Regions from separate parts of the Homo sapiens genome. Here region 1 is linked to region 2. Evidence: read pairs that join two places in POLR2A ChIA-PET (ENCODE). Cell type or tissue: A673. All regions are shown on one strand. Each heading gives the region's core, and the rest is flanking DNA. Links, peaks and the distances in the headings are about the cores only.

The links. Peaks named below come from ENCODE experiments on the same cell type or tissue, not always from the same donor. Only the 100,000 strongest peaks of a DNase experiment are listed, where the experiment ranks them.
Region 1: POLR2A ChIA-PET joins it to region 2 with 7 read pairs; 2 of 35 experiments call an interaction of 5 or more read pairs at or near these places.

Annotation. Positions count from the first base shown.
Region 1 is chr2:205,127,540-205,135,311 of GRCh38, reverse strand. The region is part of intron 10 of PARD3B (par-3 family cell polarity regulator beta); the gene reads right to left. Among named protein-coding and RNA genes, the nearest start is that of NRP2, 550 kb to the left of the region's middle. In A673, for the core only: no CTCF peak of the experiment used is centred there; no DNase peak of the experiment used is centred there.
Region 2 is chr2:204,174,491-204,182,262 of GRCh38, reverse strand. No RefSeq gene overlaps it. Among named protein-coding and RNA genes, the nearest start is that of ICOS, 240 kb to the right of the region's middle. In A673, for the core only: a CTCF peak has its summit at 4,157 (motif pointing right); DNase peaks (open chromatin) are centred at 4,172, 4,812 and 5,122; H3K27ac peaks cover 2,569 bases.

The DNA.
Region 1 (7,772 bases), core at 2,455-6,454, 950 kb before region 2:
AAATGTACTGATCACAGGCATGGAGGCAATTAAGCAAATCAAGGTTGTCCCCTAAGTTTTGTAACCAACTTCTTATCCAGCTTGCTCCAAATCAACAGCTGGCCTAAATTACTGGTAACATTTGGCTAACTGGATGATAAGATATAGTAGGTGGTTGGTCACAATATGACTTTTTCCGAGCTGTTCAAATATATAAATTCAGAAAATTCTTTTTCTCCAGTCTCCAGAAGCATAATCATAGCCACAGTCGCCACTAATAAGACATATGTCATGCACCATGAAAATGAGGCCAAATCTCATAGCTCTTCACTGTTAACTTTGCAAGACAACGTATTTAGGCCCCAGTTTTCTGAAATGTCATGAGATCTTTACAACATAGAACACTCCTCCTTCCACTACCTTCCAATCTCCAACAAAACCCATCTTGTGATAAAAGCCATTAAGTATTTACATTCTGACACCTGGAAGCCATACAACCCAGCAAAATAGCCCCGCACTTCCTCCATCTGTTTTAATAATGCTGAACCACAGCATTTATCATCACCTATTTTATCAAGACTAGATTTTGCTGACAATAGTTCAGTAGAATTCTTCCAGATATAAGTACTTCTTAGGGAGCAGCAAATGACTATTAATCCCTTGGCCTTGTGGGCTATTGAGCACATTCAAAAAGCTGGCCATGATTAAGGACCCAGTCTCTGAGCACATTGCACAAGTGAGAGAAGGTACAGCATTTACCTCAGTGAGGTGGAAGTCTTACTTAAAAGCTATTTCTGACTTTGTTTTTTGAGACAGGGTCTCACTCTGTTGCCCAGGCTAGATGCAGTGGCATGATCTTGGTTCACTACAGCCTCTACTTCTCTAGGCTCAGATGATCCTCCTGCCTCAGCCTACCAAGTGGCTGGGACTACAGGTGTGTGCCACCATGCCTGGCTAATTTTTTTTTTTTTTTGTAGAGATGGGGTTTCACCATGTTGTCCAGCCTGGTCTCAAACTCCTGGGTTCAAGCAATCCACCAACCTCAGCCTCCTGAAGTGATGGGATTACAGGCATGAGCCACCACACCCAGTCGTATTTCTGATTTTGACGATGTAAATGCTGGTAAGGGGCAGTGTTTCTGTACCTCACTTTCATCTTTAAAATGAGATAAATGGAAACTAAGCACAGTTGCTTTGTGACAGTTTAAGGATCACTTTCCTAGAATCTGTGATATCTCTAACTTGAGTCCAACCATAGTAAAAGGGTGGATGCTGGAATATTGTCCATGTAATGGGGTCAATGGAACATATCTTACCCTAAAGCCTCCAATAGAGGTGATAAGAGGAAAGGAAGAAGGGAAATGGGTATAACTGCAAACAAATACCAACAACCCAATATTCCAAGTCTCTCAAAAGTACCTCCTGTGATATGTGTCTGAATCTACAAGTTACAAGGTGGCACATAAAAAATTTTGAGCACAATCAAATTGAGTGTGGAAATTTTAAAGCACAATCGAGTTGGACCTGAGAAAGTCAAGTACAATTGAGTTTGCCTAAATGAATCAGGGGTAATTGAGTTGGGTAACTGCATTGCACTCAGCACTGGCCCTTTGCCAAAATGAGGGGCACATAGCCAAAAAGGCACAACTCAACTGGGCTTAAAAAATTTCACAGAATATTTTTCCCAGAACAAGACATTTTTCACAGGAGACATAAAGTTGAAAATTTGATCACTGAAGCTAGTCAGCAATAGCCACTAAGTTATCCTACAGGCTTCATGTTCTTTATAATGAAACCACTATTCCAATGGTTCTCAAACTTGAGTGAGCACCAGAATTATCTGGAAGGCTTGTTACAATACAGATTTCTAAGCCCACCTCCAGAATTTCTGGTTCAGTAGGTGTGGAGGGAGCCTGGCAATCTGCATGCTTACCAAATCCCCAAGTGATGCCAAGACTACTAGCCTGAGACCACACTCTGAGAACCATTGTTCTAACAAATTATTGCAGCCCAAATTGAAGCATTTAAAATACTTTAACACGATACTGTAAAAATACCGCTAACATTTCAAATTATAACATGATACTTATGGCTCTCATATGTCTTTACAAGTAAACTGTACAACTAGATTGTGCAAATGTCATCATGGTAACTTAAACCACTGAAGCTGTCATTTACATGGAAAACTATCCTAACCCTCATTGTGGCACGCAGCTGTAAATCAGAAATCGCTATTGCTCAGAGAAAATCCCTGCATATATTTTTTTAATTTGGTTTAAAAGAATTGTACAGGATAATAATATACTGAATGCAGACTAGATACAGACTAGCAGTAATGGCTCATTTAGTAATACGTTTCCCAGCCTTCTATATCACCAACTTTAGTAATGCGTAGCTTTCATTCATTCAGTCAACAAATATCCACTGAGCATACACTATGCTCTAGGCACAGGAAATAACAAGGATTAATATGATTTGGCACTCACTGTGCGTCAACAGCTGCACACAGTTAATTCTCACACAACCCTACAAGGTAGGTGTTGCTTTTATCCTCATTTTTAACAAATGAGGAAATTGAGACACTGAAAGGCTAAATGAAATTGCAAAGCAGGGATTCACATCCAGGCCATGAGATTCCCAAATGTGGCATCTTAAGGACTATTTCTTTATAGTTCTTAAGGTCTATTGGAGAAATTATAATATTGTGTGATTCGGGCGCATGCTGAGGTGAACCCTTAATATGGATGGAAAGCTGCGTAAGGTTCCATAAACTAGACTTGGGGGTTCAAGGAAGCTTTGCCCAAGCAAATGACCTATAAGTAGATATCTTAAGGAGTTTTGAGATAAAAGGGAGGAGAGGAGTGTCCTCCCTTTCAAAGATGAAGAGTTTGGAATGAGAGTAGAGAGTAGGGGAAGAAAAATGCCGAGGCTCACTGGCCCATAAAACAGCTTGGGATTCATGAAAGTCATAAAACTCTAGGATAATAAAAATTGTTTTCTCCTGCAACAAGTAATAATATCACAACACAGCCAAATTAAAAACTTTGGAATTATTGATATTTCTCACTCCTTCACTCCCACATCTACCAGTTGCCAAAACCAAAGTTTTCTACCACAATATTTTCTTCTCTCCATTCTTAACAGGTGGGAAAATCTAATCTGTGCACTTAATATCTCTCATTCAAATGAGCAATGGTTATAATAACAAGGAATATTTGTTAAATCCCATTCTCTGTGGCCCAATGTAAGCATTTTACATGCATCTCATTTAATCCTAACAACTAGTCTCTTGGGTAGACACTAGTCTAGTCCCTGTGTTACAGAAGAGGAATGGAGGCTCAGGGAGATAACTTCATCAAGGCCATTTAATCAATAAGTGATAGAGTCAAGGCTCAACCCAGGTGTGACGGATTCCAGGTCCCAAGCTCCTTACTGGTACCCTCTAGTGAATTACAATAAGCTCTTAATAGATATCCCAACATCTTTTTTCCCCTCCAAACTTATTCAAAATAGCACTACTTCTCATCTTAGTCTCCTGTTCGGTAATCTGTCAAACTGGGCTGCTTACGGTCTTATTGTACTTTAGTACTTTCTAATCTCTGAGTAACTGAAGAGAGTATTTCTTTTGCCCATGTGGCTCTGCATCTTGAAATTTATTCAATTCTCAAGTCTCTTTTTCAAATGCTGTCATGTTCTTGAAGGTTTTCTTGGTTCCTGACATACTTTGAATCCCTGTAACAATTTATTTGCTCATTTGATCCACTTATCACTCTTCTTTTCTTTATGGGCTAGAAGCTCCTTGAAGACAGGACACATCTTCAGATGAAGCTTCTAGCTTCATCTCTGGAAGTTCATGTTGCAGAGCCTTGACTAAGATTCAGTACATACTGGTTGAATGAAAATGCAGTAAGAAGAAAATGGAAATTATTGTAGGGAAAAGCTGAAAAAGAAACTCTGTCTTAGCAAGGACTTCATCATAAGACATGAACTGTGTTACTTGGAGAATACATAAAATATAGCAAGGTACTTTGGATTTTGCATAATTATTTAAATTCCAGAACATATCTCATGCACATTAGTTTAGGTAGAAAAATCATTTTGAAATTATCTTTCAATTTCTGCTACTTATCCACAAATAACTGCTATAATATTCATTTTTCCTTAAGTATCTCAGTTAATTAAGCATGGAATCATTTGAATCAAATAGCCAAAGGGAATGAAATAATATATCATTTAAATGAGGTTCATCTAAGATTTCAAACCAAAATTCTATAATTTATGATGCTAAATAATTTGACATTTCAAGATGTGAACTTTTTACTTAAAAATAAGAAAGAGTTGGAACCACATCTCGCATGCTAAGGTAGTCACAGGGACAGGTAACCATGACAGTGTTGGACTACACTAAGCTCAGCAACTGTTAAGTAGGGTTCCACATGCATGTGCATCATTTTTTCTCAGCAAAAGCAATATTCCTAAGTGAAGGTCAAAGCAGCATGACAAACATGGCTAACTTTTGGTTTTCAATCATGCCAGGCAGGAGAAACTTGCTTGCTTGAAATACAGTTAATCTCACTTGCAGAGGCCAGCATCAAATAGCAGGCAAACGTGGCAGGTAGAAATTATAAATACATTTGAAATTTTTTAAGCTCATTTTACCCACCAGGGGTTGCTGTGATTTTCAGGATGATTTAGAAATAAGGCAGCAGGTCAGAAAATGAAACGTTAAAGAGGTTAACAAAGAAAGGGCAGAATCTTCCTTTCTACCCAATAAAAAAAGAAGACATGCACATACATGCACATGTACACACACATACATAGCAAATAACTTTCTCCTTCTCTCTCTAGCTCTTAAAGAAATGAAGCCATGAAATTAACAGAAAAACTTCAGTTTTTCAGGAGCTTTCTTAAGTGGAAATACGGCTTTATCTGACATTTAGCATAAGAAAGAATTTCAGGTATCAGAGACAGAAAAGAATTTGTAGGCCACATCTCTTACAGAACTGACCACGCAAACCACCAGTTGATTAACTAGCATAGTTTTCATTTCAAGTATAGACACAGACACAGCAGTTTAGCCTTCAGATTCTAAATCTATTACCAAAACTAATCTCAAAGTACCTTCTGCAAAACTGTTCCTTATGTGAACACCTCTTCAGTAAACTCTCACCCAGTCAGGGGGTGAGGACACCAAAGGATCTTTCAGAATGGGATTCTGGAAAGATTATCTTTGAAATACCCTTCTTTTGGTAAAGATACTAGAAACAGCTAAATAGTTGTAATGTTATTATATAAATTCCTCTCACTTGATTTTCAACCCGGTCTGCCCCAGATGGAAAGAAGGTTGGCTAAATATGCTGCTAAACTTGGGACGTTAATCAATTGCTCAGGAAGGACACGAACTAGAATATAGGAGTTCAGCACAGTTCTTTTAGGTGGCAGGTCAGGAGAAATGACCAGGAAATGGATACCATGGCCTTCAGAATGACAGAGTCACATCCAAGAGACAATTCTATATTGGGACTTCCTGTATAACTGCTGACCACATGCTCCCTTAGCTTAAGTGTTAAGACTTTACAAGAAGCTAACGATAACAAGGAAGTAAGGAAGATTTAAGCGTCGGAAACTAGGCAGTGCAGTGCTGTTAAGAAGGTACAGAGCTCGCAGAACAGCAAGGCTTAACAAAAGAGGACAGTTTCTTAGAAGAGGAAACCAATAAACACAGTTTGTTTTCCTCAAAGGAGATAGAACACGACAAAAGTAGGAAGTGCTGTCCTTCCTTCATCCTGCCAGATTTTCAATGGAAAGTCAAGTGTGTACATCAATCATGATAAGGAAGAAGAGACCAAAGTGATATCACCTTCAAGTTTTTGAAAGGAAAACACAAAGATGTATCACATAACACACTTCTTTATTTTGCCCTTTCAAACAGGCCGGTGTATGCCACACTATGAAGTAATTCCCACTGAAATAGCCCAGCACGTGCCAAACATCACCTCTTTTTAAACTTCCTGCAAGGTTCTTGCCTCTTGGCATTCGAGGCAGGCATTTGGGCTGGAAAAAGAGTGCTTTTCCTTATTTCTCCAATAGGAAGGCTATGGGTCCACGTGACTTAGGTGCTTATAAACCTCAAATGCCCTTGCTTTGCTATGGTGACAAAGAAAATTCCACATATTTGGATGGTTGACTGTCAACTATTTTTGAGAGTCTAGATATTTGCTAGAAACTTCTAAAGGAATGAATACTAAGCATATACCCTCCAAATTTAGTATAGAACTAGAAACAATGAGAACAAATAATTTGTTTGCACTCATAATCTCACAGTTGCACAGTTAACTTAATATGCTCCCTGGTGGACTTGGCCTATGTCATTCTGGGATAGAAATCAAATTTCACTAAATTCCATTAAATGAGAGTGAAATAACACATACAGCTGCCTCCCTTATCAATTTGACTGGTTATAAAAATGTTGTTTTTAACTCAGTATTTTGGATCCCAGAATACATTATAAAATAATAAAAAAATAAAACAATCATTGTTCAAAAATAGTGGTTAGTCCCAGGCAAGGCTGCATAAATCTATCTACCCCATAATATATCTAGAGTATAGAATTGTGTTTACACTACTACAGAAATGGTCATGTATTAGAAAAAAAAATTATAGCTAACGTATTTTGAGAACTTACAATTAGCCAGAAACTATGCTACAAGCTTTGCCTGTATTATCTCATTTAATCTTCACAACAATTCTTACAATACAGATGAGGAAACAGCCTCTGAGTGATGTTCCGAATGGCTCTACATCACACAGCTAGTAAGTGGTGGATACAGAAGTTGAATTCTGGGATGTGAACTCCAGAGACAATGTTAAATGTTATTCCAGTTGCTAACTTCCAGATATAATTGCCTTTGATGAGGAATGAATTCAGAGCTTCAAACTGGGATAAATCAGCATCCCTTACCTGGTGGAGGGGCATAGCTTCTAGGAAGAAGGTATTAACTGTGGGGTTAAAAATTCCAGAGGACATATGGGAGAAAGGTATAAGGAACTACTAGACAGAAACTGCAGGCTCGAGGGTTTAAGTTCCTAGTTGGAGTTCTGTGGTTGCATTCTTTTGCATGCTCAGGGGCTGCCTGAAATATTTCTGTTTTTATGCAGGGTTTTATTTCTTCCAGGACCACAGTTCAATGGAATACACAGTCAAAACTTATTTCTTTGCTCTCCTATCTCAGAAATAAGCACATAGTTCCACTGAGGATTTTGGAGAGTTTTTATTTCTAACAACCTAAATATCAGACAAGAAATGAAAGGGCCTCTTGTGGTGCATACACATAACTGCCCCCCTTTTTATTGTTTCTTTTCACTTTGACCCTTGTAGAGAAAGACCAAGGTCTTTGGATAAATAAAAGATTGAAAGAAGAATCCATCTGTATTTTAGAAAAAAAATCCAGACTCCAAGTTTCTGCATCATTTCTCTAGAAAGTGTGAGGAGATGAGACAGACATTCAGGATTCTACCTTTCAAATGGTTGGGTATGGAGGAGTCAAGTAGAGGAATGGAAATGGGGACTATATCTGCATGACTCAGATCACTCTTTTTTTCTTATTTTCCCTATTTTGTTACAGATCTCCCCAGAGTACACAATAAGGAAAGGGAAAAATGGGTAAGATGATGGGAAAGAGAAGGAAAGGGAGAAAGAAAATTCCATGCCAAGGAAACTTGGAAACTGTCTGAAGAAACAGATCAGGTCTACTTTCCAATCCATACAATAACTCTTTACATATTTGATAATAA
Region 2 (7,772 bases), core at 2,059-6,058:
GTGACCTTATTTGGGCAAGAGCCTTTGCAGATAGAATTAAAGTAAGGCTCTTGAGATGAGATGATCCTGAATTAGGATGGGCCCTAAATCCAATGATGAAGGCCTTTATAAGAGAAAAAGAGAAGACACAGAGATACAGGGGTGAAGTCCACGTGGCAATGGAGGTAGAGATTGAAGTGATACTTCTACAAGCCAAGGAGCGCCAAAGTTTGCTGGCAACCACCAGAAGCGAGGAGAGAGGCAGGGACAAGATTCTTACCCAGAGCCACAAAGCCTGCCGATACCTTGTTATCAGACTTTGGGCCTCCGGAACTATGAGAGAATAAAGTTGTTTTAAGACATCTAGTGTGTGAATATTTGTTACGGAAGCCCCAGGAAACTAATACACCATATTACCCAGATTATTTGATAATTGCTCTCTTCATGTATCAACATATTACAAGCATCTTGAATTTACTGTTATATCACAACATATATGTAGATTCAGATTATCCTTTGAAAGATCTAGATGGAATTCTATAGTAAGAATGTAACAAAATGTTGCATCAATCAATTGATGATCTGTTAAGGGTATTTTCAACTTTTCATTTTTACAAACAATAGTGCGACTAAAATTCTTGGTTGATTTCAACATTGCATTATTTCTCTCAAATTATTTTTTTAGTGAAAGTGAATGTGTGGGTTACATTTGTACCCCTAGCTAAAGCTTTTGATACATCATTATTAAAGCACCTTCCCCAAAAGCCAGACAAATTTACAAACCTACCAGCAGTATAAGTAAAGCAGTGATGATCAAATATTTGTTCTTTGGAAACCCAGGTTTTCATAAAATATTTCTTGAGAATGTGGTTGAGGTGAGCATGTTTAGTGCTAGCCATTCCTCCCTGGGCCTGTCATTATCCAACACCAAAGATGGGATTCTGAGACATTAGAAACAATGGTGCCATAACTTACACATTAAAAAACTCTGTGTCTAACGAATGAGTCTTGAGTTGAAAGTCAGGAGGCTCTGCCAGCTAACTAGAGGTTGTATGACACAGCTTTGTATTTGTTGCCCTGTCTGCAATATGGATAATCCTGACAGGGCTAGGATAGGGTGGTAGCTAGAAATGAGCTCAGGAACTGAATTGCCTGTTTGAATCCTGTTTTCACTACTTATTAGCTATGTGCCCTTGGGAAAGTCTTAGACTCTCTAAGCTCCTATTTCCCTGTGTGTAAAATGGAAAGATGATAGGCATTCTTCACAGGGAGTTGAGAGACTCATAGGAGATAATCCCCATAAAAACATTCAGCAAGAGACTGACACATAGGAAGTGCTCTATCAATGCAAACTCTCACTATTATTATTATGATTGCTAAACATAACAGTCTTGTCATAAATGTGACAACTGATTTAGAGGTCATGCCCAGGAGGCTCAGGTCATGGGTTCAACCACAGTGAACTTGGCTCTGCTCCACAGCCACAGATTGCATCCTAGTCCTAGCCAGCTGTCTCCTAGGCAGCCTGGTGTAAGCATGATTAAATCATCAAGCTCCATTGTCGTGGCCATCCAGAAGGAGGGCATTGTCTGTAAAGAGGGAAGGAGACCTGTATTCTCTGAGCCAACCAGGACTAGGGACAGGCTGAGCCAGCAGCTTTATGGAAATAATGTAGACAGTGTCTTAGTTCTGACAGGGAAGAACTACAAGAGCAACAAAATGTTGAGCCTTTGGGGTTTTTCTGTTCTCATCTCTGGTAGATCTTTGAAGGAGTGTATGCTCCCGTGATCCCTTTCTGGACAGGCTCGGGAGTACTGAAATGACTTCTTCCAGATGGAAGTTAAGGAGCATCATGTAATGTGTGCATTGCTGCAGTTGTCACCAATTGGTAGTTTTGTGGAGAAAAGCTGTCTGCATCCCTTTTGAGAGAATTTGCATTAGAAGTTCATCTTAATAAAATTTATCTTTATCCTCTGAGGTAAAGTGGTAAATGGAGGCACATAGATTTCTTTGGTATTGAGTTTTGCCTTAGGTACATATCCCAGTAGGGAGCCAGTCAAGATGAGCTTTGAAAAACTGGGGAGAAGTTTCTGTAGAGTTTCCCAAGGGGAGAAACTTCAGTGGCCTCCCGTACACCTACAACTGTAGGCAGGAATTTCTCTTTTCCCAAAACAATCGCTTAAGTATTCATCTTTCAAAAACCACACATCAACACACCTATGGCTAAAAAACGGCACAGATGAGGAAAATTGTAAAAAGCAGCGTTGGTTTTTGCTCTTCATACTCATTAGGAGCATCTATAAGAAATAGCCATGCATCTCCATCTCTGCCCCCTTGGCAGGAATGTTTCTGAGGAATTTATAGACAGCATCATTCAATATCCTCAATATAAAAGATTTACAGGAGAAAATTCTCTCATATCTGAGTGCCAAGAAGGGTTTGCTTCTCTTGAGATATAGCAAGTCTTTTCCTTATGGACAATATGAATTACATTTTTCCTCTTTTGCTTTAGCTGCCTGGAAGCTCAGAGCTCAATTTGCACACTAATTTTAATTACTGTGTGGGAACCTGTGGCTAGTATTTTCACTTTTCTCCTGTCTTGCTTTTTTAGTCTATCTATATACTCCCTTGTCTGCATTTTTTTTTTTATTTTTAAAGAAGACTTGAAGTGCAGGATGAAATGAATTAGAACATGAATAAATTATTTTAGAGATAGCACTCTATAGTGGCAAAAGCATTGGCTTTGGAGTCAACCTGTTTTCAAGTTTTTGCTTGTCCTTTTACTGATTTGTAACTGTGGACATGTCATTCAACCCATTCTTCTGTACCTTTATCTGTCAAATGGGAGTGGATAACATGAATTACTACTGACCTTACAATAATTTTGTAAGGATTCAATGAGCTAACATATATTAAAGTACTTTGCAATCAATAAAAATGTATGCATGTTAAAGTGTGTTTGGTCTAACAGTGTATACTGTTGGGCAAGGCTCTTTTGAAATTGAGAGAATCAACTAAATCATTCAAAATCTGTGAGAGTAGAAAATGGCTTTTAGCAATAGATCCAATGTTACCTGGGTTTAGGCTAAACAACTTACAGAACCAGTCCATCAGAAGTTGAGATATTCAGGGACAGGCAATCTTGCCTTAGGACCAAGAATGTCTCCTACTTCTGAGCCTTCTAATACTCATTTCAGCCTGCTAATTGTATCATCTCTCATGGTAAGTGGGGCCAGTCGGCCCAAGTAGCAAAGGATTCAGCCCAAAGAGGCTGAAGCAGAAGCCATCGTTTTTAAAACACAAATTTGGCATATCCATTCCCAGTTTAGAGCCCCTCAGTGGCTTCTCAGCACCCTCAGGACAAAGTCCAAATTCCTTTCAGGACCTTACCTCTCTCCTACCTTTCCAACTTATCTCCTACTTCTCCTGCTGCACACAGCCTGAGCTTCAGTCATTCTAGCTCTCTGAATGCACGTAGCTTTGGATACCTCTGGGCCTTTGCACATGCTGTTCCTCCTCTCTGGAATGATCTTCCTCCTCATTTCCTCACCTAGTTGACTTATATTCATCTTTCATTGGGACCTCCCATGACTTGCTCAACCATAAGGATATGCCCCTTCTCTATACTCCTTGTGTAAGTCAAATTCTATTACAGCAGATTCCTCACTCGACTGAACTGTTGAGGAGAGAGTCTGAATTGTGTTCATCTCTTCATTTCCAAAACCTAGTTGTTGCTCAATTAAAATCTGTGGAATGAAGATATTGAAAACATGCTCAGGGACCAGTTGAGTCATTAGCCAATAAGGAAGTAGAGACAGGATTGAAGAGCTGGGGGATGGGGGTGGAGGTAGGGGGAGCCCAGATAGCTGTAAGACAGAAAGAAAATGGCTACGCTGGGTACAGCATGAGAGTATCAGAGGGCAGGCTGCTCAGGTACCCGGGACAGCTCACTGTGGGCACTCTGGCCCTGAAAGTCTCCAGGATGCAGGCATTTCTTAGTTTCCATGCTAAGAGTTTGGGGTTTCTGTTGACTTCTAAGCCTGATGGCTCACAGAACCCTAACCAGGGCTACTTTGTATGGTTTTGCCCTGCATAATTTGGTGAAGGGGATGAATAGAATTTAAAACCCAGCCTCCCTCTGATTGCCAAACCATTCACCCTGGAGCTTCTGTTTCTGCCCCCAGGGGGCGCCTTTATCCAATTCACACAGAGGCATAGGTTGGGTTAAACCCAACCTGCCTCATTCAAGTAAAAGAACTCCTGTTTATTTCTGACAGACCCCAAACAACTCACTTCAGGAGTGGTTGAGGATGCAAGGAGGGCTTAGAAAGGAGAAAAGATTGATCCAAGGCTTAGGGCTTGGTGCCGTGACTGTGATTTTTGTCTTCCAAAGCTGCTTCAGGCAGGAGCTATAGGGATCCTGTGTAAATGACCGGTTCCTCTATGATGCCCTCCACCCTCACCCTCACCAGAGACCAGGGGCTCTGGCATTGGTTCTTGCCCCAGCAGGCAGCCCGAGGGAGGAGTTTCCTCACCTTTAAGGTCTTGGTTCAGGGATGTCATATACACTATTGTTCATCTGACCAGTTTGATTTGACCTCTGAAAACTATGTACTGTGTGCACCCAATAGCTTAGCAGACAGTGTGTGTGTTGATTAGTTTAAAGATAGGCTGTGTGCTCAATTCCATCTCTGCCATTTACCAGCTATTAAATTTGGACGTATGTGTTAACCTTTTTAGGAGTAGGGAAGGAGGGAGGGAGGGAGGGAGGGAGGGAAGGAAGGAAGGAAGGAAGGAAGGAAGGAAGGAAGGAAGGAAGGAAATCCTTGCTGTGATAGACATGAAAAAATATGCCATTCAGATCTCTTATGCAGAGAGCATAATTGACCTGTGGCCCCAGCTGCTGCTCTCTGAACTTGTTCACCACCTTCACACTGAAGCCACACTTCACATGGACTTCTCTCAACCTATAACTGAGACTTGCAGGATGTAGGTGTCTAAGGCCTAAGATAAGACACAGAAGATGTGGGTCTCTGATTGGGGAACCTGACATGAAAACTAACTCCCTGATGGCCTTTCCAAGCTCTCCTTAGAACTTTGTTGCTTCATTCTTTGCTACCTTCTCTCCTTCACTCAGTGTAAGATCTACTCCCCCACACTCCTCTGACTCCAGTCTCAATTTTCTCTCACGGACACTTCCCCTAATAAGTTTCTTTCATGTTTAATCCTGTGTTGGTGTCTTCTTCTTGGAGGATCTGTACAAATACACTATTTATAGAGTTGCTGTAAAAATTAAGTGGTTTAATGTACACAAGGCATCTTTCAGTTTCTAGGATGTAGTATACTCTCTGGTCCCACTTGCATGGCATTGACCAGCCGCCATCTTTTCTCAGCTGTGGGATTTCTCAGACCTCCTTACTCCTTAAAATGGTAGTTGCCCGATTCTTATCTCTGGTTTTTATATATTCTAGAACAAAACTGTGGCAGAGACACAACTTCAGCATCATTCTCTCAGCCTTCCTTTGAGAAGTATAACATCCCCACTATGAGTTGAGCAGAACACATGGCCATCCAATTGGTGACTATGTTTTCCAGTGTCCCCTGCAGCTAGTGATGATCAAATAAGTTCTTAACCAGTGGAATTGTAAACAGAAGTGATGTGTACAATATTACCATCAATTCCTCAAAATACATTAGCTTGCCCTCCTTTTTTTCTCTTTTCTCCTTAAAGATGACTGGAATACAGATGTGTTGGTGAGATAGCTTCAACCATGAGGGTGAGGAAAATACTATAATGGATGTCAGAGCAATGAGATAGAAGGCATATGGGTCTCCGGTTGATCTTAAGATACAGAGCTGCCTGTCTTGAGCCTTTCCCCTACCTCTGTTTTGTTTTGTTTTGTTTTGTTTTGTCTTAGAGGGAAATAAACTATCTTTTTTTGAGACATAATATTTTGGGTATTTTTTGTTACAGCAGCTTAGCCAGTACTTTACCTAATATACCTCTCTTTCTGAGCTATTCCTATATTCCCTCTGCCTTGGTTGACCCAGAACTGGTTGACAGTCCTGTCCCCTTAATCCATTAATGCCTACTCCTCAATATGGCATTTAATTACATTTGATGACTTTGAAGGACAGCAAAACTAGTTCCCTTTGGGCACAGGATTATCTCCTGTCAGGTTTAATAGCCTTAATGGTTTAAAATGGCACTAAATGGTTCTCTACATTTGGGCAAGGCCATCTGGTCATTTGTAGATAAGCATAATAATAAGCACCCGGGCAGATAGCCACATATGGGCTGAAACACAGACATGTTCCAAATTATATACACTATAAAATTTACCATCCCTTACTAAAACCCAAATCACAAACTATCCCTTACTTTAATTGCAATAATGAGTGGTCACTCAGACCATGGGACTGAAATGAATCTGACAGTAAACAAAGCCCCACTAAACCACAGTACTGGGACTCTAGTCAAGGTCAAAATGCAATCATAGTTCTGGGAAGAGCTTCTGAGCATGCACATTCGTAACGGCCCTTGGCTCTGCCCAGGCATGTACATGGCCACTAGGTTTGTTTAAAATTGAGCCATTACAGTTGGGTAAAATCATGTGATTTTGCTCTAGAAGCATTTACATCCTCCAAGTGTGCTTGATAAATCATAGAAGTACACTGAGGAAAGAACGAAATAATTTTCTTTGCAATGATAGCATTTACTTCTATCTTCTGCCTTCCTTTTTTTCAAGGTTTCTGCATACAGGTAGACTGTATATAGGCCTTAAAAAATCTTTAGCATTGAAATTATGATGATTATTTCCCATCCATATTTTCTTTTATAACTCAAAATAGTCTTAATAATGAAACTTAAACTAAGAGTGTCTAGCAAAGTTCTGATGTTTACCATGAAGATTATTTATATACCAATTAAGTTTTAAACATTGGTGCCTTAAGCTGCATACTAACCTGCCCATTGAGTCATCCAAAAATGCCCCTTAGACCTGTGGTGGCATTGATGACAACTCTCTAATTCCCTTTAAAGCCTCTCAAAAACTGAAATCAATTAGAAGAAGGATGTCCTTGTAATGAACAAAGCACCAGAGAGACCAGTGACTGGCATTCTTGAATGCCCTTGGCAACAATGCCCCAGCTGCTTAATATGTAAAACAGAGACAGACCATACGACTTGCTGGCCACTTACCTGGAAGACTGTTCGAATGAGACAATGATGGGAGAATAATGAAAGAACAGCAGTGACACCTCTTAAGCTACTATAAATGAAGCTTCTATATGCAAGTCCCTGTGGCTTTATTTCTTTAGCTAAAAACCATTGACTATGAACTTGATATAATGATAGAAGTCTTATAGTTCCAGTAGATGATTTTTATTTTATCTGAATAACTAAAACCAAGGCAATGAGTGGATTAAATTTCTTTTTTGAATGGCCTGCAAACAGGGAAGGCTGAGGCAGGCCAGATCTTTTCCTTTGATAGGATGAGGTTTCTTTATCAGATAAGGCAGGCCAGGATTGAATGGGTTTTGGGTTGCCCTAGCATATTTTAGACTCCTACCTAATTTGCCATCCGGTATTGCACCTGGGTCTCCTCTGGCACCAGTGTGGTCCAGATTTCTTTGGCCCAATGAATATCTGCTTTTTGAATTATTTTTCCCCAGATGTAGTTTCCATCTAGCCAAATTTAACCTAGTTTTATTATTTCCTGCCCCTCATTTCTAACCTCTTTGGGGACATTGTGTTCTGTCAGGTGTTGACAATGCTGCCTAATTTAGAAGCA